Regions from separate parts of the Homo sapiens genome. Here all the other regions are linked to region 5. The links are chromatin loops, found by intact Hi-C in ENCODE. Cell type or tissue: CD4-positive, alpha-beta T cell. All regions are shown on one strand. Region 1 has its middle 4.8 kb from the start of MIR124-3. Region 2 overlaps COL20A1 (collagen type XX alpha 1 chain). Region 3 has its middle 19 kb from the start of LINC01056. Region 4 has its middle 7.4 kb from the start of YTHDF1. Region 5 holds the start of LOC124904953 (a long non-coding RNA gene).

The links. A loop is a pair of places that touch in the nucleus more often than their neighbours do. Peaks named below come from ENCODE experiments on the same cell type or tissue, not always from the same donor. Only the 100,000 strongest peaks of a DNase experiment are listed, where the experiment ranks them.
Region 1: a loop joins it to region 5, with 7 times the contacts of the local background. A loop is called at or near these places in 6 of 110 quality-filtered maps.
Region 2: a loop joins it to region 5, with 4 times the contacts of the local background. A loop is called at or near these places in 87 of 110 quality-filtered maps.
Region 3: a loop joins it to region 5, with 14 times the contacts of the local background. A loop is called at or near these places in 12 of 110 quality-filtered maps.
Region 4: it touches region 5 in a loop (18-fold over the local background); 18 of 110 quality-filtered maps call a loop at or near these places.

Annotation. Positions count from the first base shown.
Region 1 is chr20:63,180,845-63,185,844 of GRCh38, reverse strand. No RefSeq gene overlaps it. Among named protein-coding and RNA genes, the nearest start is that of MIR124-3, 4.8 kb to the right of the region's middle. In CD4-positive, alpha-beta T cell, a CTCF peak has its summit at 2,288 (motif pointing left); a DNase peak (open chromatin) is centred at 2,314; H3K27me3 peaks cover 1,335 bases.
Region 2 is chr20:63,307,104-63,312,103 of GRCh38, reverse strand. COL20A1 (collagen type XX alpha 1 chain) reads right to left here. Exons shown (of 36, transcript NM_020882.4): 6 at 4,456-4,614; 7 at 4,014-4,133; 8 at 3,398-3,562; 9 at 2,607-2,771; 10 at 2,189-2,346; 11 at 1,594-1,723; 12 at 565-710; 13 at 356-479; 14 at 49-188. Among named protein-coding and RNA genes, the nearest start is that of COL20A1, 16 kb to the right of the region's middle. In CD4-positive, alpha-beta T cell, CTCF peaks have their summits at 2,204 and 2,407 (motif pointing left); a DNase peak (open chromatin) is centred at 2,403; H3K27me3 peaks cover 1,504 bases.
Region 3 is chr20:63,054,143-63,059,142 of GRCh38, reverse strand. No RefSeq gene overlaps it. Among named protein-coding and RNA genes, the nearest start is that of LINC01056, 19 kb to the right of the region's middle. RefSeq lists a silencer at 2,501-2,701. In CD4-positive, alpha-beta T cell, CTCF peaks have their summits at 2,355 and 2,555 (motif pointing left); a DNase peak (open chromatin) is centred at 2,552; H3K27me3 peaks cover 953 bases.
Region 4 is chr20:63,220,982-63,225,981 of GRCh38, reverse strand. No RefSeq gene overlaps it. Among named protein-coding and RNA genes, the nearest start is that of YTHDF1, 7.4 kb to the right of the region's middle. In CD4-positive, alpha-beta T cell, CTCF peaks have their summits at 2,226 and 2,428 (motif pointing left); a DNase peak (open chromatin) is centred at 2,441.
Region 5 is chr20:63,379,368-63,384,367 of GRCh38, reverse strand. It overlaps LOC124904953 (a long non-coding RNA gene), which reads left to right and starts at 2,478. Exons shown (of 3, transcript XR_007067716.1): 1 at 2,478-2,560; 2 at 4,012-4,109; 3 at 4,483-5,000. RefSeq lists an enhancer at 1,837-2,521. In CD4-positive, alpha-beta T cell, CTCF peaks have their summits at 2,143 and 2,345 (motif pointing right); a DNase peak (open chromatin) is centred at 2,367; H3K27me3 peaks cover 201 bases.

The DNA.
Region 1 (5,000 bases), 200 kb after region 5:
GATCATATGCCCTAACATGGGGACGCATAGACATGCATGGTCATATGCCCTAAAATGGGCATGTGCCGAACATGTGTGATCATGTGCCCTACCATGGACACACACTGACACACGCGATCATATGCCCTACCATGGGCACGCACTGATACGTGTGATCACATGCCCTAACATGGGCACACACTGACACACGTGATCGTGTGCCCTACCATGGACACGCACCGACACACACGATCATGTGCCTTACCATAGGAATGCACAGACACACATGATCATATGCCCTACCATGGACACACACTGACACACATGATCATATGCCATAACGGGCACACACCGACACACGTGATCATATGCCCTACCATGGGCACACACCGACACACGTGATCATGTGCCCTAACATGGGGATGCACCGACATGTATGACCATGTGTCCTTCCATGGGGATACACAGACACGTGATCATATGCCCTACCATGGGCACACACTGACACACGTGATTATATGCCCTAACATGAGCAGGCATAGACACGTGTGATCATATGCCCTAACATGGGGACGCACAGACATGCATGGTCATATGCCCTAAAATGGGCATGCACCGAACATGTGTGATCATGTGCCCTACCATGGACACACACTGACACACGCGATCATATGCCCTAACATGGGCACACACCGACACACGTGATCATGTGCCCTACCATGGACGTGCACCGACACACACGATCATGTGCCTTACCATAGGAATGCACAAACACACATGATCATATGCCCTACCATGGGCACACACTGACACGCATGACCATATGCCCACAGGCATCCCCAGGCATGCACGCACACACGCACACAAATGAATACACACATGCACATATGCATACAGCCACACACAGGTGCACACACATGGGCCGTGTAAAACTAATGTAAAGATGATAATGGTCCCAGATAAACAGGAGCCCCTTGGGAAGGATCCGCCTTCTGCTCTGTCTGGGTGCAAGCCACAGCACCTCCTCAGGTCTGTAATTCTTGGGGGGTCTGCACATGAGGAAAGGTGGGGTTTGGCTGGAAATGGGCTTTTCTGTGGGCTGTTTGGTCCTTAGGCTCTTGGGACATCTCCAGCCTTTTGGCAGGTGGGCTCTGACAGGGGGTGCCACTCTCCCAGGGTAGCCACTATGTCTTCTAAGCAGGACTACCTGCCCCCAGCAGATTCTGCACTTCTCTGGGTGTGAAGTCACGGAAATACCTTTTGGGGGCCAAGACAGGGGTATTCTCTAGACATTTGGGAAGACTTGTGGGGAAGGGACACTGGAGACTGTCCAAGGTTAGCTGGTTCAGGGGCTGCTTAGGTGGTGATGACCAGGGCCTCTGTGGCCAGAGGAGGGCTGTCCTTATGTGGAGTCGGGGACCTGAGCATCACCAGGCTGATATGGCACTGAGGCCCTGTAGCTTCCCCTCCTGTGTCCTCAGCATGCAGTCACCCTCCTAGAAGTATATGGGTCTATGGAGTGACCTTTGGGTGGCCACAGTTCAGTGGATCTGCATCTCTCCCACATCCCCACTGCTTCAAAGAACTGAAAACAGGACCAGCCAGAGGGAGTTTAAATGGCCCCACTCTGCAGGGTCCATGGTGATGGTGCTCCTGCCACTGCTGCTACTGATGATAACAATGATGATGGTGGCAATGGTTATGTTGATGGTGGTGATGTTACTGATGATAATGGTGGTGATGGTACTGATGGTGGCAGTAATTATGGTGATGATGACCGCTGACATTTACTGAACGAACATGTCTAAACTTACCCTCCAGCTTCCAGAAGGGAAGCACAGAGCGGTGAAGTCTTGACTCCAGGAGTCTGAGACATGCCCTTGTGTCCTTGTACCAATGGCTGAGGGGGCCCCGCCTTCCCACCCACTGTGACCAGGATGCTCCCGCTCTGTTCCAGACTCTGTTCCAGGTGGGTTCCAGGCAGAGCCCAGACTACCCTCTCTACCCATGGAGGTCCTGTCCCTGCAGGCCCACCTGGACCTTGGTGGTGCTTGTGGCACCATTCCTAGGAAGGGCTCAGAAATATCTGTTGAATGAACGAATGAATGAACAAAGAGCATCCTGATGTGCAAGGGCCCCCGTGTGTCCCTCCTCCCCTGGTCTGAGGTGTGTGGGGCAAAGGGCAGTCTCCCCGTGGGGAGGGGCCTGCCTCTACACATTGCTCATGCAGACGGCATTCGTGTCTGTGCAATGCTCCAGGTCCTTCTGGGGCCTGATTCTGCCAGGGGTCTCCCCATTCCTGTCCAGGTGCAGGATCCTGTGGCAGCTCCAGGGCGCCCTCACGTGGTAAGTACAGGCACCTGCAGGAGGGCCTGGCCACACATACCGAGGTAGCCAAGAGGTGTGTTGGGGAGTTCTGCCTGTGCCCCTAGGTGGATGGTTGTGTGCCACATGGTTGTACTTTGAGACTTTACCTCAGCTTGGTCTGTGTGCTGCGTGGACATCTCCATCCTGTCCCTGCAGAGACGTGCCCACTATGGAGCACTGACCCTATGTGCTGTGTGTGTGGACTGGGTGCAGCCTGGGCCTGGAAGCCTGGTCCCCAGCCTGGTCTTGGTCGTTTGTTCGTGTGGGGCTCAGATCCTGCTCACAGGGCTGGACATTCCTGGGGTTGGCCAAGGGTCTGTGTCTCAGCTGGGGCTCTCAGCAGGAGGGTCCAGAGTGGCTGTGCCCTAGCCCAGCCCACATGCCTCCCAAGTGTTCAGAGGTGGTGGCATAAACTTGTGTGGCAGAGCGGCCCCCGGACCAGGCTGGAATGCCCGGCCCACTGGATTCTGGGGCGCCTCTGGCCCATGTTCCCAGCTGGCAGTGACTCGGGGCTGGGGAGCCAGGGAATGAAGGAGCTGCAGAGGCCACAGCATCTCAGGAGCAACCCGACCAGGTCTGCTGAGATCTGCTGAGGATGCAGAGGGGCTGTATGTTTCCATCTGGCTCAGTTTTACCACTCATGGCCCTGAGGAGGGGGCTCAGCTGCCCTCGGCTTTGAGCTGGCCCCCAACCCCATGGCTCCATCAGAGCATCTGTGGAAATGGCTTGTGGTGGGGGAGTCTCCCCTGAAACAGTCCTGTTCCCCAGCACTAGGGCCTATTTCCGCCCCTGTATCCCTGTATTCCTGCTGTGAGTCTTCTGGGTGGTGAGGGCTGCCTTCTGGGATCTGGCCTGGCCAGCTGGGGTGGGGGTTGCAAAGCTGAGAAGAGGAGGGGTGTGGCCATCTCTGTGGCGATCATGGCTTGGCTGATGCTGAGTTCCAGAAAAGGAGCCGGAATGACCTGCGTGTCTCAGCCCTGCAGGGATGAGGATGGCAAGGAGGGGCGGGGGGAGGGGGGCGGGTGCCTGGCCGTGCTCCCCCTGAAACACATCCCCAGCCCCGGGCTGGGCCCCACCCTGGCCTCAGCTTCCCCTGGAGAGCCTCTTCTTGATCTCATTCATGGTGTTGCCACCGGTTACCCCGAGGCAACCGTGGGAGACACTGGCTTTATTTTTCCCCTCTACCAAGGAGGAAATAGAGTGCGGAGGGAACTTGATGCTGGGGCAGGGCACGGTGGCTGAAGACATGGAGCCTGGGCCTCCATCTGGTGAATAACCAGCAGCCTCCGTCAGGCCAGGCCAGAGTCCAGGGTGGAGGAGTGTGGCTATGGCGATGCATTTGAGGGAGGGTCCTGCTTTCTGGTGGTGCATGTGAGGGAGGGTCCTGCTTTCTGGCGGTGCATGTGAGGGAGGGTCCTGCTTTCTGGCGGTGCCCGTGAGGGAGGGTCCTGCTTTCTGGCGGTGCCCGTGAGGGAGGGTCCTGCTTTCTGGCTCTGTGGCAGCCCTGGGGGCCACAGGACATAAGGCTCCAGGGTGTCTGTGTGTGCACGTGCATGTCATGAGTGGTCCCAGGACCAATGCCAAGCCTGCTGGATTCCAGGGCTGCCTCTGGCCCATGTCCCTGGCTAGCGGTGACTTGAGAAGACCCTGCTACCTTCCTGGCACCTCGGGACAGGGTCACCAAGCAGAGGCAGACTTCTCTGCTCTGTGCTCTCACTGTCGGGCAAGGCCTCTCCATCCCTCTAATAAGCTGGAGGGAGTCACCCTGTATCATTTCATTTTTTAGTTTTTAATTCATTCCCAAACATTATCCCCTATGCCCCACCCCACCCAGCTGCCAACTGTTCCTGGCACCCACAGCCCCAAAATAGCAGCTGGTCTGGGCACCAGGGGTGAAGGCTGGGCTGTGAGGGTCTGAACTCTGGGGTCATCACTGCCAGGAGCCCGGCTTATGGGCACGGCCAGGAGGCAGCCAGGGGCAGGGAGGCTGAGAGCCAGCTCCTAATCTCTGCCCTGGCCAGAGACCTGCCAGGGGGCTTGGACTTGAGGGGAAGGAGGGTGGGGGCTCCTGGCCAATGGCCACACAGGGAGCCCTACCTGGAGGTGAGATCAAGGTGGAGACCAGGGGCTGCAGAATAGAGGGACTGGCTGCCCTGGCCCCTGCTGATTGTGGCCTGGCCCCTGCAGCTCCTCCCACCTCTGCTGCTCGTGGACCGGGGGATTTGGAGGAATTTCAGAGGGGACTGTGGGGCCTGTGGCTTCAGCCTCAGCAGCTTTATTAGGTTTTATTCAGAATAAAAATCTTTGGGTCAGGGAAGGGATGTCTTCCTCTGGTCCCACACTGGGGAGGGCCCTGCTGGATAGCCCTGAGCTGGCCTTGCTGGGTGTCATGGTCTGGTCAGAGGGTGTCCCAAGCCCTTGGCTCAAGTTTGCTGTCCACCAGGACCACTGCCTGGCAGCCGACCCAATGCAGGCTGGGTGCTGAGGATTCAGTTGGGGGTATGTGCCCAGCTCTTCCTGAGTGGAGGCGGGCAGTGTCTGTGTGTGCGTGGGAGGTGAGACTGTGTGAGCATGTCTGTGACTGTGGCTGCGGGTGTGAGCAGGAGGAGGAGAGGCTGAGCTGGACATGCAGGGCAGTCCATGTTGGCTGCAAA
Region 2 (5,000 bases), 72 kb after region 5:
CCTGTGGTCCCTCAAGACACTCGGGCCCCCGGAGGGCTCTGCTCTCACCTGCCCCGAGTGTCCACCCTCGCTGGACACATAGGTGACCCTGACCAGGCGCACAGGCCTCGGGGCACCCTCCCAGAACACTCGTGCCGCGTCGTGGCTCACGTCTGAGAAGCCCAGGTGTCTCGGGGGGGCCAGGGTGGCTGCAAAGCACAGCAGAGCCTCAAGGCCAGCACGCGGCCTCCATGGCAGGGGCAAGGGTGGGCAGTGGCTGGGACCGAGGGGGCCTGAGGTCTCCCATGCCATGGAAGGCTGAGGAACAAGATGGGGCACCCGCCTGTGGGCAGGCAGCCGGGGTTGGAGCACTCACGGGTCCTGGCACGGATGCCCCGGGCCTCGCTGCCCTCAGGGCCTCGCAGGCTCTGCACCGAGACCTCATAGTCCCTGCCAGGTTCCAGGCCATCCAGCAGCACCTCGGGCCGCCCGACCTGCACCTGCAGAGACATGACGTCCCAGGCCAGCCCCCACTCGCTCTGCCCCACTCCTCTGCCTCCCCCGCCACCCCCCGGCCCAGCTCACCTCTCGCTCCTCCTCTTCACCCTTGGGGGAAGCAGGAGAACATCGCACCAGGTAGTGGGTGGCCCCGGCCGAGGGCTGCCAGGTGAGGTGGACGGTTCTGGGCGTCACTGCGGCCAGGGTCAGCGCCCGGGGCGGAGGCAGAGGTGCTGGGGGGCCATGCAGGGACACTTTAGGAAGGAGCCCACACAGAGATCACACCCACGCACGGGGCACCCTCACACCAGAGTGGGTGGGCACGGCCACCGCCTGGCAGGTGCACAGGATTCAAAGTGGCACTTCCCAGGCTTCACCTTGGGCCAAGGTTTGTGGCTCCAGCTCTGGGGACACAAGGCCACCCCACAGTTTTGTCTAAGGCCATCTGCCTTGAGGTCATGGGAGGAATGTGGCCTCCGGGGGGTGAAAAGGGCTTTGGGAAACACCCAGACACAAAAGTCTGCACTGTGTGATTCCACCTGCAGGAAACGTCTGGGACAGGCACATCCAGAGACAGAAGGTGGCTTGGGGTGGCTGGGGGGGCGGGTGCTTAGGGGTGCAGGGTTCCTCTGGGGGGATGAAAATGATCTAACATGAACTGTGGCCATGGGTGACAGCTCTGAATATACCAAAGCCACTGGAGTTGTACACTTTAAATGGGCAGGTTGTATGGTGTGTAAATTACATCTCAACAAGGCTATTACAGACGGGCTCATGGCAGTCCCTGGGGGTCCAAGAACCCAGCGAGCTAAGCCACGTGCTGGAGGCCAAGCAGGGGGGAGCTCCATGAACACTGTGGACAAGCAGCATAATGGGCTGTGATTACAGTTGAGGTGATGACACCAACGGTATAGCTGGTGTTCAGAAGAGAACACCCAGGGTCAGAGGGGCCCAGTGACTCGGCCTTGGTCACACAGCAAGCTGGGGATGGTGCCAACTGTGGGTGGTTAAGATCCAGAGCTGCTCGCTATGCTGCCCTGGGGTGTCAGGCTCCAAGGGACAGCCGTGAGTGGGGCCTCCCACCCAGAACCTGGCCGCTGCCTCTGCCCCACCTACCTGTGGTCACCAGGCCCCGCAGGCCTTCGCCAACCCCGCCCTCATAGATGGGGAACACGGAGACCAGGTACTCTGTGCGGGAGGCCAGGTTGTGCAGCTCCGTGGAGGCGGCGGGTCCCTCCACCACCACCTGGAACAGAGTGGGCAAGGACGGAGCCAGGAAGGGGGGTGCCGGGGGATGGGGAGCAGGACAGGAACTCCGTCAGCTGGAGTGTGAGCTCAGCTGGGGCCCGCAGGGTGCCCCACTTCCCACAGGCCTGGGCTCCCTGTACCTACGACAGAGCAGTGCCAGGCCCACCACAATTATCCATCGATCGATCAATCAAAGGGAGAAGGCGCTCTGAGTCTGACCCTAACCCCAGCACCCTCGGAACGCCCCCTGCTCTGCCCTCCTCGGCCACTAAAATGCACTCATCCCAGGCTGCCTCCCAGACGCAGCTCCCCAGTGAGTCCCTGGGCTGTCAGCCCCTCGACACCCCCTTCTCAGCCTGGACCCAGTTATTTGTGGGCCTTTATTCCTGCCCTCCCTTTGGCTTATCAGATCTCACTACGGCTGAGGACCGGCTCGGGGAGCCCTGTATACCGGCCCCCTCACCTCCCTGGGGGTGCCACCTCTAGAGGCTCGCCAAACGATCAGATACTTGAGGGGGTGCCGGGGGGCTGGAGTCCAGGACAGGCGGATGCTGGAGGAGGTCACCTGGCTCAGGACCAGGCTGGTGGGGGCAGGGAGGGTGTCCAGGGCTGGAGCCGCTGCTGCTGGAGTAGCGGGAGTGGGGGGCAGGTGGTCACTGCACGGGCAGCTGTGTCCACGCTCCCCCTGGTGGCCACTCACAGGAGGGACAGGAAAGCTGCTCCCCAGCCCTTCTGTGGACAGATGTAAGGGGGTGCTGCAGACCCCCTCAGAGCCACAGGAGCCGGCCTCAGGTACCACACGGGAGCCACAGCGTCCCCCCAACCCTTTGCCCAAAGCAGCCGGGGGGGCTGCAGCCTGTGCGGGTGACCCTGCCCCTCACCTGGGCCCTGCCGCGGGCTCCCACCCTGGAGCCTCTGGCAGATGAGACGGCTGAGCAGGCCAGCCAGCGCGCCGAGCTGCAGGAAGTCCAGCACGCTGTGGACGGTGATGTCCCTCGGCGGGGACGCCAGGAGCCTCAGCTCAGCCTCATCGGCGTTCTTCACACCTGCTCGTGAGGAGGGAGGTGGGGTTGGCCTGCACTGGGGTCACCCGACGGGGCCACCTGCGGTGGGGGTCTCCATGGAGACTGGGTCAGGAGTAAAGAGGCCTATGGGCTGTACTCGGCCCACCTGCCACCCACATGCTGGGCCAGGCGCTCCCGAGGGGTTGGGGGCATCAAGGAAGGGTCTGTGCTCCTGGGACTCCTGCCTCGAAATCTGGGGTTTCCTCCCCACAGGACAGAGTTGATTCGCCTGTGAGTCCCAGGCCCTGGAGGATGCCAGGAAGCTCCTTGCCAGGGCACAGCAGGCGGGAGTCACCAGGCACAGGGATGGTGGCCAGAGGGGGCAGCTGGAGCTGCTCAGTGAATATCTCACCAGGGAAGTTCACGCCACAGGGGGAGGGTTGGGGTGGTTCCACGGAGGGCACCAAACACCAGGCGATTGGAAAGGAGCAGCCCGCCTGTGCCATCGCCTCTGAGTGCCAGGCGGTGCCTGGCTCTGCGTGCAGCTCCGTGCCGCAGATGTGGAAGCTGGGGCTCAGGGACCAGGTGCCCAATGCAAGCTCCCTGCTGCGACCCTAAACCCACCCGGCGGTGAGACTCCAGGGCCGGGGGAGCCGCATGGTGCTCACCCACAGCGAAGACGTTCACGCCCAGGTCCTTGAGGACACGGGCAGCAGTGTGCACATCGTCCTGGGACTTGCCGTCCGTCACCAGAATCACCACCTTGGCTGCCTCTGGACGGAGGCCAGCCGCCGGCTGCAGGTTCTGCCCCAGCACGTGGGTCAGGGCAAGGCCTTGGGAGCAGCAGGAATAAAGTGACAGGCAGCTGCCAGCATCCCCTCCTGGTGCTCGGCTGGCAGCAACCGGACAGCAGAGATGCTCCTCTCCTTCCCTTGTGGGGTATCAGGAGGCCCCGCAGCAGCCCAAGGGAGCAGGGAGGGTCTACCTGTTGAAGGGCCCCAAGTTCCCCAGCCAGACCCTACCTGCAAGGTGAGCACCCAGACTGGGCCGGGTGTGGACCCAGCCAGAGCTGCTAATGTGGAACAGAGGAGCCACGCGCTGGACACAGGCCCTCGTTTTCATCAAAGGTAAACAAGGGGGTGACTCTGCCCTCTATAAAGGTGTGAACAGGGCTCAGGTCCACACCACTTGGAGCTCGATTTACACACAAGCTTTCGGGATCTGGGAGGGCGGCAGAAGGAGGTCCGCCCTCAGGACAGAGGGAGGGGCAGGCCTGGGCCGTACCTGTGAACGTGTTCCCCCCCTTGTAGCGGAGGCGGCGCACAGCTGCCAGCACCTGTTCCTTGGTGCTGAGGGAGTTCAGGTCCCACTCAGTCTGAGCATCCCCGCTGTACTGAGTCAGGCCTGGGGAGCAGGGGCATGGCCACGGGCTGAGTTTCCAATGCTGAGATGCCCAGGGAGCTTGGCACAAGGCCACACCTGAGAGCTGCACGTGCCTCTGTGGGGTCACCTGGCCACAGTAGCCAGTCCCCAGGGAGAGGACGCTTGCAGAGCCAGGGCCTCCACACGGAGGGGTCCCCAGAACACCCCATGTGGAGCAGGCGTCCCACCCCACAAGGTGAGAGCCCTGGCTGGTACGGGGACCCCCACAGGTCACAGCCTCCTCTGGCAGAGCTGTGGGGACCACACCCGGGTGGGGCAGGAGGCGGGCCGGGCCAGCACCCACCTACTTGGACCTTATCCGGCCCGATTTCAAAGGGTGCGATGACACTGGCCAGGAAGTCCTTGACCTGCTGGAAGTGACTGTGGCCAATGCTCCAGGACCCGTCCACCAGGAAGACCATGTCAGCAGGCACGGGGGGCAGGCAGCGGAACTGGGGGCCGGCTGGGGCGGTGGGAGCGGGTCAGGTGCTAGGTGAGGCCCATCCCTGGTCCAAGGCCCCCAGATCACCTACCCCGGGGCTCCAGCCACAAGAGTGAGGCAGGCTGGGCCAGGTTTCAGGGGAAAGGACTCCAAGGCCCTCAGGCCTCACCGGACTAGACAGCCCCACACCGGCACGGCTGCACATCGAGCCACCGCTAATGTGAGGCAGCCTGGTGCTCGGGCACCTCTGCCCTCCACGGCTGCATGCAGCTGCCCGCCCAGACATCAGGCCCAGAAGCCCACCAGGTGCAAACCAGGCAAGGAGGGGAGGGTGGGCACCACAAAGAGCCCCAGCAGAGCCGCCGTGAGCACCGCAGCGCGGCGCTGTGGAGGCAAAGCCGCCATCC
Region 3 (5,000 bases), 330 kb after region 5:
TCCTCCCATCTGGAGGAGGCTTCTCCTGCAGTGGTGCCCAGCCCACCTGAGCCACAGCTGAAGGGCCTTCGCCAGCCCCTGTGGCCTCCCAAAGGGGAAAGCGGGCTCCTTAATGGGCGAGGAGCTGGATGACCAGCAGGCAGCAGCACACCCTCCCATGCCTCCCGCGCTCTGTGGACAGCCACCTCTGTGCGCTCTGGAGCCTGGGGCTGGTCAAGCCTACAGGGCCCCACCACCTGGGAAAGGGGGAAGTCACCTGTGGCCCTGAACTGGGGGGCCTCAAGCCATCTGCCAACAGAGGAAGTCAAAGGCCACCAACAGGCCATGCTGACCACAGCCTGGTCACTGCTGGCGCAGAAGAGGGGCTTGGAGTCCGAGGACTTCACCATGAGCACCGTAGGGAGGCAATGCCAGACCCCTGTTGGTGTGGTGTGTTTGAGGATGCACACAGAGCACAGGTGTGTACACACTCCCATGCAGGCACTCACAGAGCTGGTGCACACAGGGCAATCCACACACACGTGTACACACAGAGCAGTCGGACCTCTCTCTTGAAGCTGTATCCAAATATGCTTCCCTCTCACCCACAGATCCCCCAAGGCAGGGGCTTGGGGGTGTTTCCTGAACCACAAGCCGCTCAGGAGGGAGAACAGTTAACTTTGTTTCCCAGCCCTGTGTCTCAGCTGGATCCACAGACTTTAATAGAGTTTTACAAGAGCTTTGCCCTGATCTGTGCTGGCAACCAGAATTCAAACATCACCCATTAACGCCTCGTGAAAATGTCCTCAGTGTGAGTGACTGACAGGGTTTGGGGTGCGGCATTGCCTCTTCTCTTCTTGCATTTTTTTCTCTTCTCACCAGATGGATTTATTGAATTGGAAAGAAAGTCACAGAAATATTTTGTCTTATATTGGTAGTTAAGATATGAGATTAGCCAGGAGAGAGGGGGAAGAAACTTCAAAAAATGAAGGACAAGAATGTTGGGGCCAAGGCATGCCCCCTTCAGAGAGAACAAAGGAGACGCTGCAGCTCCAGGGGCTGCTGAGCTGCTGCAGGACCTTGAGTCCTGCTTAGACCAGGAGAACTGGACACTGCTTCTGGCAGCAGCTGAACAGGAGGGAAAGGTACCTTACTCTTTCCCTGTGTACAAAGGAGTGACTGAGTAAACAAATGAGTGAGTGAGTGTGTGTAAATAAATTAATGAATGTGTGTGGATGAGTGAGTGAACAAGTGAGTGCATGTGTGTGAAGGAATGAGTGAGCAAACAAGTGAGTGTGTGAATGAATGAGTGACTAAAGGAATGAGTGGGTGAACAAATGAGTGAGTAAACAAATGAGTGTGTGTGAATGAATGATTGAATTAGCGAGTGAACAAATGAGTGTGTGAATGAGTGAATGAAGGAATGAGTGAGTGAACAAATGAGTGTGTGAATGATTGAGTGAAGGAATGAGTGAACAAATGAGTGTGTGAATGAATGAGTGAAGAAAGGAGTGAACAAATGAGTGTGTGAATGAATGAGTGAAGGAATGAGTGAACAAATGATTGCATGAATGAATGACTGATCAAATGAATGTGTGAATGAATGTGAGTGAACGAGTGAATGAAGCAATGAGTGAGTGAACAACTGTGTGTATGAATCAGTGTGTCCATGAATGAGTGAATGTGTGTGAGTGAATGAGTGAAAGAAATGAATGAGTGAACAAGAGTGAGTGAACAAATAAGTGTGTGCATGAATCAGTAAGTGTGTGCATGAATGAGTGAATGTGAATGAGTGAGTAAACAAATGATTGTGTGTGAGTGTACAAATGAGTGTGTGTGAATGGGTGAGTGAACAAATGAGTGTGTGTGAATGAGTGAGTGAATGAAGGAATGAGTGACTGAACAAATGCGTGAGTGTATGTGAATAAGTGAATGAATGAGTGAACAAATGAGTGTGTGTGAATGAATGAATGAAAAAAGGAGTGAACAAATGAGTGCATGTGTGAATGAGTGAATAAGGAAATGAGTGAACAAATGAGTATGTGTGAATGAATGAGTGAATGAAGGAATGAATAAGTGAACAAATAAGTATGTGAATGAATGAGTGAACAAATGAGTGTGTAAATGATTGAGTGAAGGAATGAGTGAACAAATGAGTGTGTGTGAATGAGTGAATGAGTGAATGAGCGAGTGAATGAATGAGTGAATGAGCGAGTGAATGAGCGAGCGAATGAGTGAGTGACTGCATGAGTGAGAACCTGGGAGTGCAGGCGGGGCCGAGCCGCCGCGGTCACAGTAGCACTGGGGGCGGTGGGCGGGAGACCCCTCCTTAGAGGCCCACGTGCTGGACCCCTCAGCTCTGCCAAAGATGAAATGCCCCCAGACGGGCCAAGGGCTACCCCCAGTGGTTGCAGTAGTGATGGCGCCTCCCCATCCCTGTGGCTGTCGCCTGTCTGCTGCTTTCCCCAGAAGACTTGGGGGCCTGGAGACCCCAAAGTGTGGCGTCCACTGCCAGCCCCGCCAGCCCCGCCAGCCCCGCCAGCCCCGCCAGCCCTCTGCTGCCCTCTGCTGGCCAACTCGATCCACAGCGGCTCCTGGCGGTCGAGGGGAGGGGGACCAAAAGGGACCACAGGGGCGAATTGGGACGATGTCAGCTCCTGCCAGCATCACGGAGCCGGTTGCCACAGTGACGGGCTGCTGTGCGGGCCCTCTGCAAAGCAGGGAGTGCAGCCGTCCTCATTCCACCAGAGCCAAATTCCTCACGCTCTGCCTCCCAGCGAAACCCATGTGACCACGGGCCCAGGGAAGGGGGAAGGGGTGTGGGAGCGGCCGGGCCACTCTGTGCCCCGGGCACCCTGGGCATCGCAAGCCTGGCTCTGCCTGGGACGCCCTCAGCTGGCCCCTCATTCCTCCTTCCAGGTCAGGCCTCCAAATGCTTTCGCAGCCCTGTCCCCGCCAGTCAGACCCGGAGGATGCCAGGGGTCGCCAGTGGCTGCCCTGCCCAGCTCAGAGAGGAGACGATGTACTCAGCCAGAGTGGAGGCCGGGGGCCTGACAGAGGCAGGCGGCACCAGCCAGCCCCCCAGCCCTGTCCTGAGGCTGCTGAGCATGACACCCACTGGGGAGGTGGGCAGCTGACCCAGGGCCTGGCAGGGAGCCGGCTGTAGCACTGCCTGAATCAGGACCCAAGCTCCAGCTGCTCCTGCTCCAAGCTGCCCCTGGCAGCTCTGCCAGCATGCAGGGCACAGCCATGGAGAGGGGACACCCACATGCACTGGGCCAGCTGCAGGCCTGCAGGGCCACCGGGCATCTCACCCATCCTGCCACCCAGCGAGGACAAGGGGCAGAGGAGGAAGCATGGCATGAGGGAGGGTGGAGGGGGAAGAGGGGAGGGAGACCCCATGGCCTGGGCCCCAGCCCACCCCCAGGCCCAGAGCTGCTGTCCACGTGGGAGGACTGGGGCCCCAGGAGGGCGGAGGAAGACCCAGCTCCCGTGGGAGGCTGCCAGGGACTCCCCTGCAGGTTAGGAGCCTCCAGATGTTGCTGCAACATCGATCTTTCCCATTTCTCGAGTTATTACTTTATGTAAACAAACACGAGAGTTGCTGGTTCTAAATAAAGTTGTTTGTCTATGTAAATTAATATATCATATTCTCTCCTGAAATAGAATTATTTGTCTCTGGAGGAATCACGTTAAAGACTGACATAGGGTATAACTGTATCATTTACATATGCAGATATGTCTAATTATTCAACTTGCAATTAAAGGCTTGTGTGTCAGCAAATGAGACTAATTAGACACATTTATCTATGATAATCAGCTTTTTACAAACAAAATAGATCCCCCTTGGTTGATCAGGGAAAGCTGCTGGACCGGGGCCCTTCTCCCGTCGGGCACCTCTCACCAGCCTCACTCCACACCCCCCAGCTACACCCCAGCCCTGGTTTGTGGGGGACAGGGAGAGCCCAGGCTTCCCGCCCTTCAGAGGTGGATCTGAGGCAGCAGTCACGAGGCCTCTCAGTCCCCACTGGGGTTGGGCCCCAGCTGCCCAGCCCTCCACTGCCCTGGCCCCTCCGGCTGCCCCGGCCCCTCTGGTGTGCTCCTGGAACTGCCCCCTATTAACTCCACACACAAACCCTGGTGGGGCGTGCCCAGAGGGCTTGAGGAGCTACTACCTTGCTTTCAAAGCTCTGTGCCTTTGAGACCGTGACTGTGTGGTTCACACCCCCATCTTCAAGGCTGGACTCTCCTGGCCCATGGACCCCGCTGGTTCTCCCCTTCCTGGGCACCCCAACTCCACAGCCCTGTGCCCCTTGACCAGGCTGTTTCTGGCCAGGGTGGGCTGACATGCCGGGGACTTGATGGCCCCGGAGCAGTCTCCAGGCAGGTCCTGGGTGAGAAAGCCCTGGGCAGCTGAGGACCTGGTGAGGCTGAGCCCAGAAGCCTGGCCGTGGCCTGCCTGATGGCCGCCCTGGTCACTGGGCATCTCACCTCCCACTCACCTGCTGCTGTGCTCTCAGAGTCACCTCCAAAATAAACAACTTTCCCTCCTTAAGTAGGATGAACAGGGCCCCCAAATATGTCCACCCATAACCACAGAATGTGGCCTTATTTGGAATAAGGTCTTTGCAGATGTAATTAGGGTAAGGATCATGGATTAGAGTGGGCCTCAAATCCCATGAAGGGTGCCCTCATAAGAGATGGAGAAGCTGAGACAGGTAGATTTGGAGAAAAACGCCACGGAAAACAGAGGCAGAGATTGGAGTGATGCGGCTGCAAGCCGGGGACACCAAGGAAGGCCTGGAGCCACCAGAAGCTGGAAGGGACCAGGAAGAAACCACACCCCCTCCCAGAGCCTCCACAGGAGCCAGCCCTGCCCAGAGCTTGCTTTCAGATGTCCAGCTCCAGAACGGAGATGGAATGAATCCTCGTTACTTAAAGCCACCCAGTTTGAAGTAACTCGCCGCCACGCTGGGACACCTCCCATTCCTGCTTCGGGATCTACTTCTGGGGAAGCCCAA
Region 4 (5,000 bases), 160 kb after region 5:
CCTGTAATCCCAGCTACTCGGGAATCTGAGGTGGGAGAATCGCTTGAACCCAGGAGGCGGAGGTTGTAGTGAGCTGAGACTGCACCACGGCACTCCAGCCTGGGCAACAAGAGCAAGACTCCATCGCAAAACAAGGCCAGTGCAGTGGCTCACGCCTGTAATCCCAGCATTTTGGGAGGCCAAGGCGGGCGGATCACCTGAGGTTGGGAGTTTGAGACCAGCCTGGCCAACATGAAGAAACCCCATCTCTACTAAAAATACAAAATTAGCCAGGCGTGGTGGCGCATGCCTGTAATCCCAGCCACTTGGGAGGCTGAGGCAGGAGAATCGCTTGAACCCTGGAGGCGGAGGTTGTGGTGAGCTGAGATCACGCCATTGCACTCCAGCCTGGGCAACAAGAGCGAAACTCTGTTTCAAAACAAAAACAAAAACAAAAACAAAAACAAACTCAGGACCCCAATTCACTCTGCCACAAGAAAAAAATTAAACTAAAAGCTAAGTCATGTGAGAAGCTGCCTTTCTTTTTGTTCCTAAGCAGGTAGTTACAGATAACAGGTGAAGCATCTCTACAGGAGACGTTCACCTTATTTCATACAAGTGCAGGTTTCCGAGCATGAGAGGAACACACAGCTGACGATTCCCCTGCCTGCTCCTCTTCTCTTGCAGCATGTGATTACCAAGGCCTCCCTCTTGCCCCTCCAGCCTGCTTTCCCCCCCTTTAAATGGTGGAGCCCTCAAAAGCATCTTTGGAGAAAGGCACAGACCACAGACTAAAAGGACATGTGACTCCATGTGCTTTTCTTCTAGGCATGTCCTTAACCTTGGCAAAATAAACGTCTCGATCGACTGAGCCCTGCCTCTCATGCTTTTTGGTTTACAGCTTCCTCCCCGAGTCTTAGGTGGAGCTCTCCAGAGCAGACCCCAAAACAAAAATGAGCAGTAGGTATGTTCCCGAGGGGTCACTGCCCTGGGCACCCCGCTGAGGGCCTCCCAGAGCCCAGGGACTCCCCAGGTATCCTGCCAAGGGGCCAGCATCCTGGCGCAAGTCCATCCCTCTGGGCTTTGGCTGCGGTGAGCGCTGGCTCCCAGCCAGCGCCTAGAGAGCCACAGGCAGAGTTGCAAGAGGCCAGCAGGGAGCGTCCTGAGAAGACCAGCGTGGGCCCAGAGCAGGCCCCACCACGGGCTTCTCCCCACCTGCTGGACTGGGCTGGGCTGGATGCTGACCCGACCATGGGTCTCAGTCTGGATGGTCAGCATTCCTCAGTGCCACGGCAGCTGTCTGGACCACACCTCCCGTGGCTGTGGCCCCACCTGGGTCCGTTAGTCTGATTTATTTTCCTGGCATGCCTGGCCCAGGCCTGTTGGGGGCAGGGGTGGGGAGAAGCTTATTTAGTACAGCTGTGCCTGGCTCCTTCCTGCAGCTTCCCAAGCCCCTGTGGCTTGTGAAGTTGAGCTGAGAGGCCACCTAGGGCCAGGGATGGACAGAAGGCCTGTATTAATGGGGAGGGCGGGAGGATGAGAGCAGCAGGCCTCTGTTCCCGCAATCCTGCAGAGCCCAGACATCCACCGAACAGCCCTGCTATCTGTGAGCTTCTGGGCATCATTTGAAAACATGAGATGCACCATCTCTGGCCCCAGATTCCAGCCTGGGAATCCAGGAGGTGGTTGAGTCAGCTTTAGGAAAGGCTAGATCAGGGAGCTCTGGGACCACAGGGAGGACTCTGGAGAGGGAAGGGGAAGCAAGAGGCTGCAAGAGGCAAACTGGACACTGCACTCTCCAGCTCCACACGCAGAGTGAGCAGGGCCAGTGAGCACTCCCCAGCTCCACATGCAGAGTGAGAGGGGCCAGTGAGCACTCCCCAGCTCCACACGCAGAGTGAGAGGGGCCACTGAACACTCCCCAGCTCCACGCAGCAGAGGGAGCAGGGTGGGTGAGCAGGTCTTAGGAGCTTGCCAACCTCGCAGAGTGCTAGGCACATGTGCAGCCATCAGGCTCACCTGGAGGTTTCAGGCTCAACCAGAGGCCTCCTGACCATGTAGGTCACCAACTCCACCCCAGACTACTTTGATTTCTCTGCTGGGGGTCGGTGGGGGGCAGAGGGGTGGACATGTGTGTTAATTAAAGCTTTCTGGGAGTGTGAAGGATCAGCGTTGAGTATCAGTGCCTGGAGTCTGAGCTTGGCCGTCAAAGACATTAGCCACTAGCTGCGTGTGTCTGCTGGAATTTAATTAAATAAAATTGAAAGGGCAGTTTCTCAATTTCAAAGGTTCAATAGCAGCACCTGCTGGACACAGCAGGCCACAAGTTACAGAATGCCCACCAGGTGGGGTGAGCCCCTCTGGCGCTCCCTTCCACATGCTGCCTCCCAGCTGGGGAAACTGAGGCAGGTCCCTGGGGAGCTGGAAGGTGCACACCAAGGACCTAACTCCTGATTCAGAGCTCCCTCTGCTGGACATAAAGCAGGTGACAGCACAGAGGTGACACCAGGGGCCTTGGAGCTGTCCCTACAGACAAGTGATGACCCAGTGGTCCCAGGTGTCCCCAGGGTGAGCATGAGATCTCGAGGAGCCACACGAAGCTTTGGAGAGGAGGTGAAGCAGGCGGCTTCAGGCAGAGGGAACAGCGTGGCCCTGGGGGATGTGCATGTGGCTGGCATCCTGGGGACTGTAGGCAGACAGGGGTGCAGAGGTGTGTGGGGCTAGCGCACGGGTACCTGGAGCCCCTGGTCCAAGAGGCGCTGGGAACAAGGGAGGGATCTGAGCAGGGCTGGACTGTCCAGACACACTCCTCCTCTGTGGAACTGTGGGCCAGGCCCGAGGTTCGTATGTTATGCTTGTCCCTATGGTCAGGACACTCAGCTGCAGGTGACAGAAACTCAAAGCTAAAAATGAAATGTATTGCTTCACCCAACCAAAAGCACAGAAGTGGACCATTTCAGACTCAGCTGGATCCTGGTGTTCAAGCATCTTCATTCACTTGCTTCTCCCTCTCTGGACTGGCATCAGGCCCAGGTGAGGCATCCATCCCCAACCACAGGGGTTGAGGAGGGGACGCCCTGAAAGAATATCAGGAATGTGGTCACTCAACTGAAGGGAGCTACATGCCGGGCAGGCCAGTAGAGTCACCCAAGACAGCTAGCAAGCCACGTGGAAGGGTGGGAGAGTCCAGGTGGCCTTCCTCATCCTGGGACAGGTGCTCCCCTGGGGAGAGGCTGCTGTTTGCAAGGGCAGATGAAATCAGCAGCGTCTTTTGCTAGCACAGTACTCAGCACCCGGCACGCCTCCCTGTAGCACCGCCCAACCCCAGGTCCTGTTCTCCAGAGCTAGCCCTGCCCATTCTCATTCCTGTCCCACCTGTGGCCCTCCCCAGGCACCTGGCCCAGGTAGATCCAGCCATTGTGGGGCCTCCCTTTCTGGGCCACCTGCAGCTCTAGCTGTGAAGCCTGAGCCTGCAGGTGCCTATCTGTGTCATCTGATCATGTTGGTTACTCTCTGGTCCCCCTCCTGGCATGGTTTCCTCCCCACTTTCTAGCCTGAGTCGTCCCCATGGTCCCCCTCTTTGAAGACCTCTGGTAGAGCCCCAGAGTCCTGGTGGCATCCAGGGACTCCTCTGGTGTCTTTCAGACCCAGGGCTGGCCTCATAGGATGTGACCCAAGCGGCCCCACACCCAGAGGGTGCTGTCGTCACCATCTTGATATTAACACTTTTGTCTGAATCTGTGTTTTGTGAGTGCCATCTGATGAGATGGTGGCATGCGCCTGCACTTGGGGTCTGGGAGCCTGGCTTGGCACAACCCTCCTCCCCCCACCCCCAGGAATGGTGTTTAGCCACCCAGTGACCCCTGCCAACCCTCATCCCAGCAGGGACCTGGGTGTGGGCACAGAGGGATCAGGGGCATGGCCCATGCATGGAGCCACAGGGACAGGTTCAGGTGCCTGTGAGAGTTTCCCCTCCCCTTGCCCAAGAGCACATGACGTTAAATAACAAATAAAAACACCATCACAGGTGCAGGGAGGGGCGCTGGAAGGAAGGAAAGAGCCTTCTCTTGCTGTTTGAACGAGGGCCCCGAATTTTCATCTTGCCCTGCTGGGACTCTGTCTGGCTGCCAGGCGAGGCCTCTCCTCACCAGAGCAGAGCCCAGTAAGCACCTCTTGTAGCAGAGCCTGCATTGTCTCACTGCTGAAGGTGTCCACGGAGGCGGGTGGTGCTGCAAGAGCAATGCAGTCCCTGCAGTCCCTGCAATCCCTGCAATCCCTGCAGTCCCTGCAGTCCCTGCAGTCCCTGCAATCCCTGCAGTCCCTGCAGTCCCTGCAATCCCTGCAGTCCCTGCAATCCCTGCAATCCCTGCAATCCCTGCAGTCCCTGCAGTCCCTGCAGTCCCTGCAGTCCCTGCAGTCCCTGCAATCCCTGCAGTCCCTGCAATCCCTGCAATCCCTGCAATCCCTGCAGTCCCTGCAATCCCTGCAGTCCGAAGCTACTGCGATGAGCAAGGCACGCTCACATCTGCTCCCTGAGCCTCCACCTTGGGGCTAACGGAGACATCGGCCCCAGAGCACCTGGCACTGGTACTTACAGGCAGATGACAGTTCTCTGCAGTGGGAGAAGAGGCTCTTGGCAAAGTGGAGTTAGGAGAGGCCCTGTTTCAACTCCTGGAAAAGCAGGGAGGGAGCTGAGGCCTGCAGACCAGCAGGACCGGGGCTAGGAGCTTTACTGTTCAGGCTGGGTTGCTGGCCCCTGGGGGATGTCATGCCGATGGAGCAGGGCCAAGGACAGGGCAGGTGCCAGGGCTCAGGACCAGGTGAGAGCTCAGGGAGCTGCCAGAGTAACTATGCGGCCTGGACACTTTCATTAACTTCTCAGAGGCTTAGCTGCTCCAGCAATCCAGAGTTGCTCTAACTCCCTCGGCTCTCTGGATGCAATGCAGAGCTTCCTTCCACGTGCTGAGCCGTCTTCCCTGTACCTGCACTCGGCAGTGGACACGAGGGGACCTGCTCAGGGA
Region 5 (5,000 bases):
TCCTTGTCCCGCACATGGCCGCCTCTATCTCCCTGCCCCGGGCCTTCGCTCATCCAAGTTCAGCCCCAGAATGCCCACCCCACCCACCTCTCAGAATTCCACCTGTTACGGGGTATCCCGGAGACCCAGTGGGTTTGTTCTTGATGTGGCTGCCACTGAGAGCCACCGAGAGTGTAGGGATGGGTGGTGGGGGGTGGAGGTGACGAAAGGAGTGGGGGTGAGGTTGGGGTTGGGGTTGGGGGGGTGGCGGTAGAGGGTTCCCTGGAAACAGGCCTCCTTTCCATGGTGGTGCCTACGATGTAGCCTCTGTGAGTTTTGGGGGGTTTGGACACTGGGGGAGGACGGTGCATGGAGTGGGGTCAGGGTTGCAGCCTGGGCGGCACTGGCTTGCTCTTCTCTGCACCTCTCGGCTGTGGGCCCTGCCTGTAGTGGTCCGTGAGGATGAAGGCCCAGTGAGCTTTCCTGGGCTATTGTCTTCCTGCTCCCAAAAAGTCCTGACCATCCTGGGGAGCCAGGCTCCCCAGCTCCCAGCCGCCAGGAGGCCGACTCAGGCCCAGCACTGCAAGGACGCTGAGGCTCGGACAGGTGCCTGGGTGGTTGGTGGGGCCCAGTGACTCCTAGGCCCTATCCCCGAGCTCTCTCCGCATCCCAGTCCCCTGAGTGATCCTGGCTGCCGGAGTCGGTGGGAGCACCTTTCCCACCTCCAACCCCAGCAGGTGGTGCGAGGGGAGGTGTGAGACAGAGACTTTCTCATTCTAATTCTGTGCATAACTCTTTATTTGACATGGTTACAGGCATCATGCATTCGTTTTGCAATTAAAAAAACCCAGACAAGTAAGTCAATGATTTTACTGCTAAGGAAACAAAACACAATAAAAAGAAGCGAGGCAGAGCTGGCTGGTGATAAACTGGCCCATGTGGTGGAACCGAAGCCCCCGGGCCAGGCAGCAGCCTTGAAAATAAAGTTCCCGCGGTTTGTGATCGGACACCCCCCAGCCACGCATCCTGGGAAACTGCTGGGGGCAGGGCTGGCCATGACCTCAGCAGGTGGATCTGAAGGGGCCACTTGGCTGCTGAGGATGTGAAAGTGAATTTTATTTTCTTCAGGTTCCGGAGGCAAGAAATGGCCTGGTAAATATTTTTTGTGCCTTTAAAAAAAATATTCAGGCTGGGCGTGGTGGCTCACACCTGTCATCCCAGCACTTTGGGAGACCGAGGCGGGCGGATCACTTGAGGTCAGGAGTTTCAGACCAGCCTGGCCAACGTGGTGAAACCCTGTTTTGACTAAACATGCAAAAAATTAGCCAGGCGCGGTGGCGGGTGCCTGCAGTCCCAGCTACTTGGGAGGCTGAGGCAGGAGAATCACTTGAACCTGGGAGATGGAGGCTGCAGTGAGCTGAGATTGCACCATTGCCCTCCATCCTGGGCTACAGAGTGAACTTGATCTCAAAATAAAAAAAAAAAAAAAATCAGCCGAGAGAAGCCTTTCCAAGTCAGATGCCCTGTGTGGACGGACAGGTAGTGCTGTGGAAACCCGCTGGCCAGTCAGGTGGGGAGAGCCCCGGGCTGAGTCCTGCCTCTCGCCTGCTTGCTGCCAGCGCCAGGAGGAAGGGTTCCCAGCGCTATTCTGGGCAGCTGAGGACCAGGTCTGCCATTGGCCAGGAGAAACCCAATGGGGTACAGCCCCAGCCCTAAGGGAAGGAGGGAGACTGGGCCAGGGAGGGTGAGACCTGCTTGTGGGAGGGGTGGGGCTGGTGACAGTCCACACAGGGATGGTGGGGCGGGGGCTGGGGTCCAGCTGGCACCAGGTGCAGAAGGGTTTACCCACACATGGGTCTAGGGGGTCCTCAGAACCCCTCATGGACACGGGTTGGGGAGATTACCAACCCCTTCAGCGGGTTGGCCAAGACCTCCCTGGGGGTAAAATGGGTGGGGAGATTCCTGGTCCTGCCCAGGCCCTCTGCCCTGATGCCACCCGAAGGAGTTCACCCTACTCCAGAGGCTGTAGGGCCAGGACCACTGGGGACTTGAGCCAGCCATGAAAGAGTCTAGGTCCCCAGATGGACCACCCCCATCTTGATAAGGACAGAAAGTCCCCCCTTTTCTGGTTTATCATCCTCTCTTTCCACCTCCCCGCCCCCAGCTCTCTCCATCGACACCGTCCCCAGCATGGACCTAGATGGGGTCCTTACACCTGGGGGTGCTGGTGACCCCATTTTACAGATGACGAGACTATGGTCAGGACCAAATGGCAGAGTCAGAGTTCATAACCTGATGCGTGACCCCGGGGTCCTCACCACCCAGCGGCAGCGCCCCCAGCCCCCGCTGGTGCTGCGACACTTCCAGCACCGCCCAGCAGGTGGTGCTGCAGGGACAGCTTCTGGGGCCCGGCTCTCCGGCTCTGCACTGGGGGCTTGGAGCTGGGGTCAGGGTCTCCCTCCAGCCTGCGGTTAACGGCGACTGCAGCTGCGGTATCAGGGAAGGCCGAGCATCCAGAGGCCAGTGGAAAAACCATCTTGCCACGGAGTCTGTTTCCTCCTGAACTGGAAACGGATTTCAGGTAAACAGTGTTGAGTCCGGGCCCAGCAGAGCAGTCACTGCACCTTCTGGGTCTCGGGTTCCCAGTTCCCTCCCCCGGAGCCGCCGTCTTCCCTGGTCCCTCTGGACAGGTCAAGCGCCCTGTAGGGAAAGCGGTCGGCCCCACACTCCTGAAGCCCCCTCCACGCTCCCCTCTGCCTGGGAAGGCTCCGTCTCCGCCCTGACTCAAGAGGAGGCAGGAGTGGCCTCGGAGACAAACAGCCCCTTCGCCAACTCCCCAGCCAAAAATATACACAGGCAGGAGCGCGGTTACCAGCACAGCCTGAGAGCAGGAGGAAGGGCCTGCAGGCCACAAGGGCCCCCGAGCCACACAGGAGGTGAGGGACGGTGCCTGTCATACCCTTCTCTTTCTCCGAGCCAAAGCGGCCCTCTGCGTGAGGGCAGTGGCAGACCTTGGATCCTGAGTTCACATCTGTGCCTCCCTACTTTTCTTTCTCCTCTGATGGAAGTCGGGACACCAGGGGAATGAGGGGGACCCCCAGACTCACATGATGTTGCCCCTAGCTCTGGGGAACCCGTGAGAATGGCATTTCACACCCAAGCGGCCACCAGGCTTCGGTTCCCATGAGCTCCTATTTTAACCTCCTTCTCCCAGAAGGCAGAGGTCTTCAGCACAGGCAGAGCTACCTCTGGTGCAGGGCTGGGCACACCGCAGAGGCCAGGTGCCTGTGAGGCTGGGGAGCCGGCCCTGGAGTTGGAATGAGCAGGTTCTGGAGGCTGAGGGGGCTAGTGTAGGAGGCTGAGGGGGCTGGGGGAGGCTGAGAAAGCTCATCTTGGCAGTTGAATGATCTCGTCTTGGGAGAAGGCAACATCATAGGGGCTTTTAGGGTGCCACAGGGGGCAGCACCCAGGCCTCGGCCTTTGGGTGGGAGGGTGGGATCCCTCCGCCTTTGGGCGCCTCCCTCCCGCCTCTGCTGGAAGGCTTCTCCCTTTGTCACGGGACCCTTGGGCTGTTGCTTTTCCTGCTGGAAGCCTCTGTGGCCGGTGGCACCTTTGCCAAGGTTTGCTGGGGCCCTCTGGGCTCATTCCGCCCACTCGGCCCAGGAGGTTGGGCTTGGCTCATGCTACCCGCGTGGACCCCACACCTGCCGAGGGCTAGCCAGGCGCAGAGCGGTGTGTGAGCGAGTGAGCGTGGGGTCCAGGCACTATGCACAGCCAGGCATGCCGGCTGCGGCAGGGAGGACAGCTCCACATGCCGGCTCCCTGTGAGGCTGGCGCTGGACCAGGCAGACCACAAGTGGCTTCCACAGCTGGCACCAGGGAACGTGGTGGTGCCTGGAAGCTTGGAGGTACCAGGAACTGCAGAGCCCCAAAGATGGCGTCACAGCCCTGGCTCTAGGAGCTCCTTGGTCTGGGCTCCCCGAAGGGCCGCAGCTCTTCTCTCCTCTCTTCTCTCCCTCTCATCACCCACAGCATGGCGAGCAAGGGGGGTGTCTCAACCCTGTCTGTCATGGCTCTTTCAGCCCTGCCATTTGGGCCCCACATTCTTGTTCCACACCAGGAAGAATGAGGTACGTGGACACGTGGGGGGGTGACCGGGTGAAGGGGAGCTTCACTGAACAGCTCAGAGGCGACCCGCAGTGGGTCACTCCTCTAAGCAAGCAGGTGACCCATTGTCATCTGGAGTCTGGCTGAGTCTGGGTTTTTATGGGCTTCAGAGGGGAGGAAGTGCATGCTGATTGGTCCGTGGGTGGTCATGCATGCTGATTGGTCCATGGGTGGTCATGCATGCTGATTGGTCCGTGGGTGGTCATGCATGCTGATTGGTCCATGGGTGGTCATGCATGCTGATTGGTCCGTGGGTGGTCATGCATGCCGATTGGTCCATGGGTGGTCATGGGTGGGCCCAGAAAAAGTATCACAAGTTCTCACTGTGGTCCACAGAACTGGCAGCCCTGGCCTGAAGATGAGGCTTCACTGGGACCCCCCGCTTTCCACCCAGGAGCCCATCTGCCCCCTGCCACCATTAACCTGCTCTCCACGGTGCCCACGGTGCCCAGACTGTTTGTGCTGAAGGCTGCCTGCAGGCCCACACTGACCTGCCCTTAGTGTCCCTCAGCCTCCCTCCCATGCTTGTCAGCGCCCAAAGTCTGAAGGGGGGCCAGGGCAGCAGAGGCTGGTGTGTCAGTGCTGCCCCAAGGGTGAGTACACCCAGGCGGGCTGTGACAGTGCCTGGGCTCAGCCTCAACTTTGCCCTGAAATCAGAGCAGGCACTGGGAGCAGGGAGAGGCCAGGCAGCGGGGGCAGGGGCTTCCTGGACCTCCGAGAGTGCAGAGATGCCTGGGTCTGCAGCCACAGCTGGGCCCCCACCCTGTCAACTCAGAAGTGGGTGGAGCTTCCACCTGTTCCCAGCTCCCACCAGCTCCACAGAGCGCACAGCCCCGGCTACACCTCCCCGACGG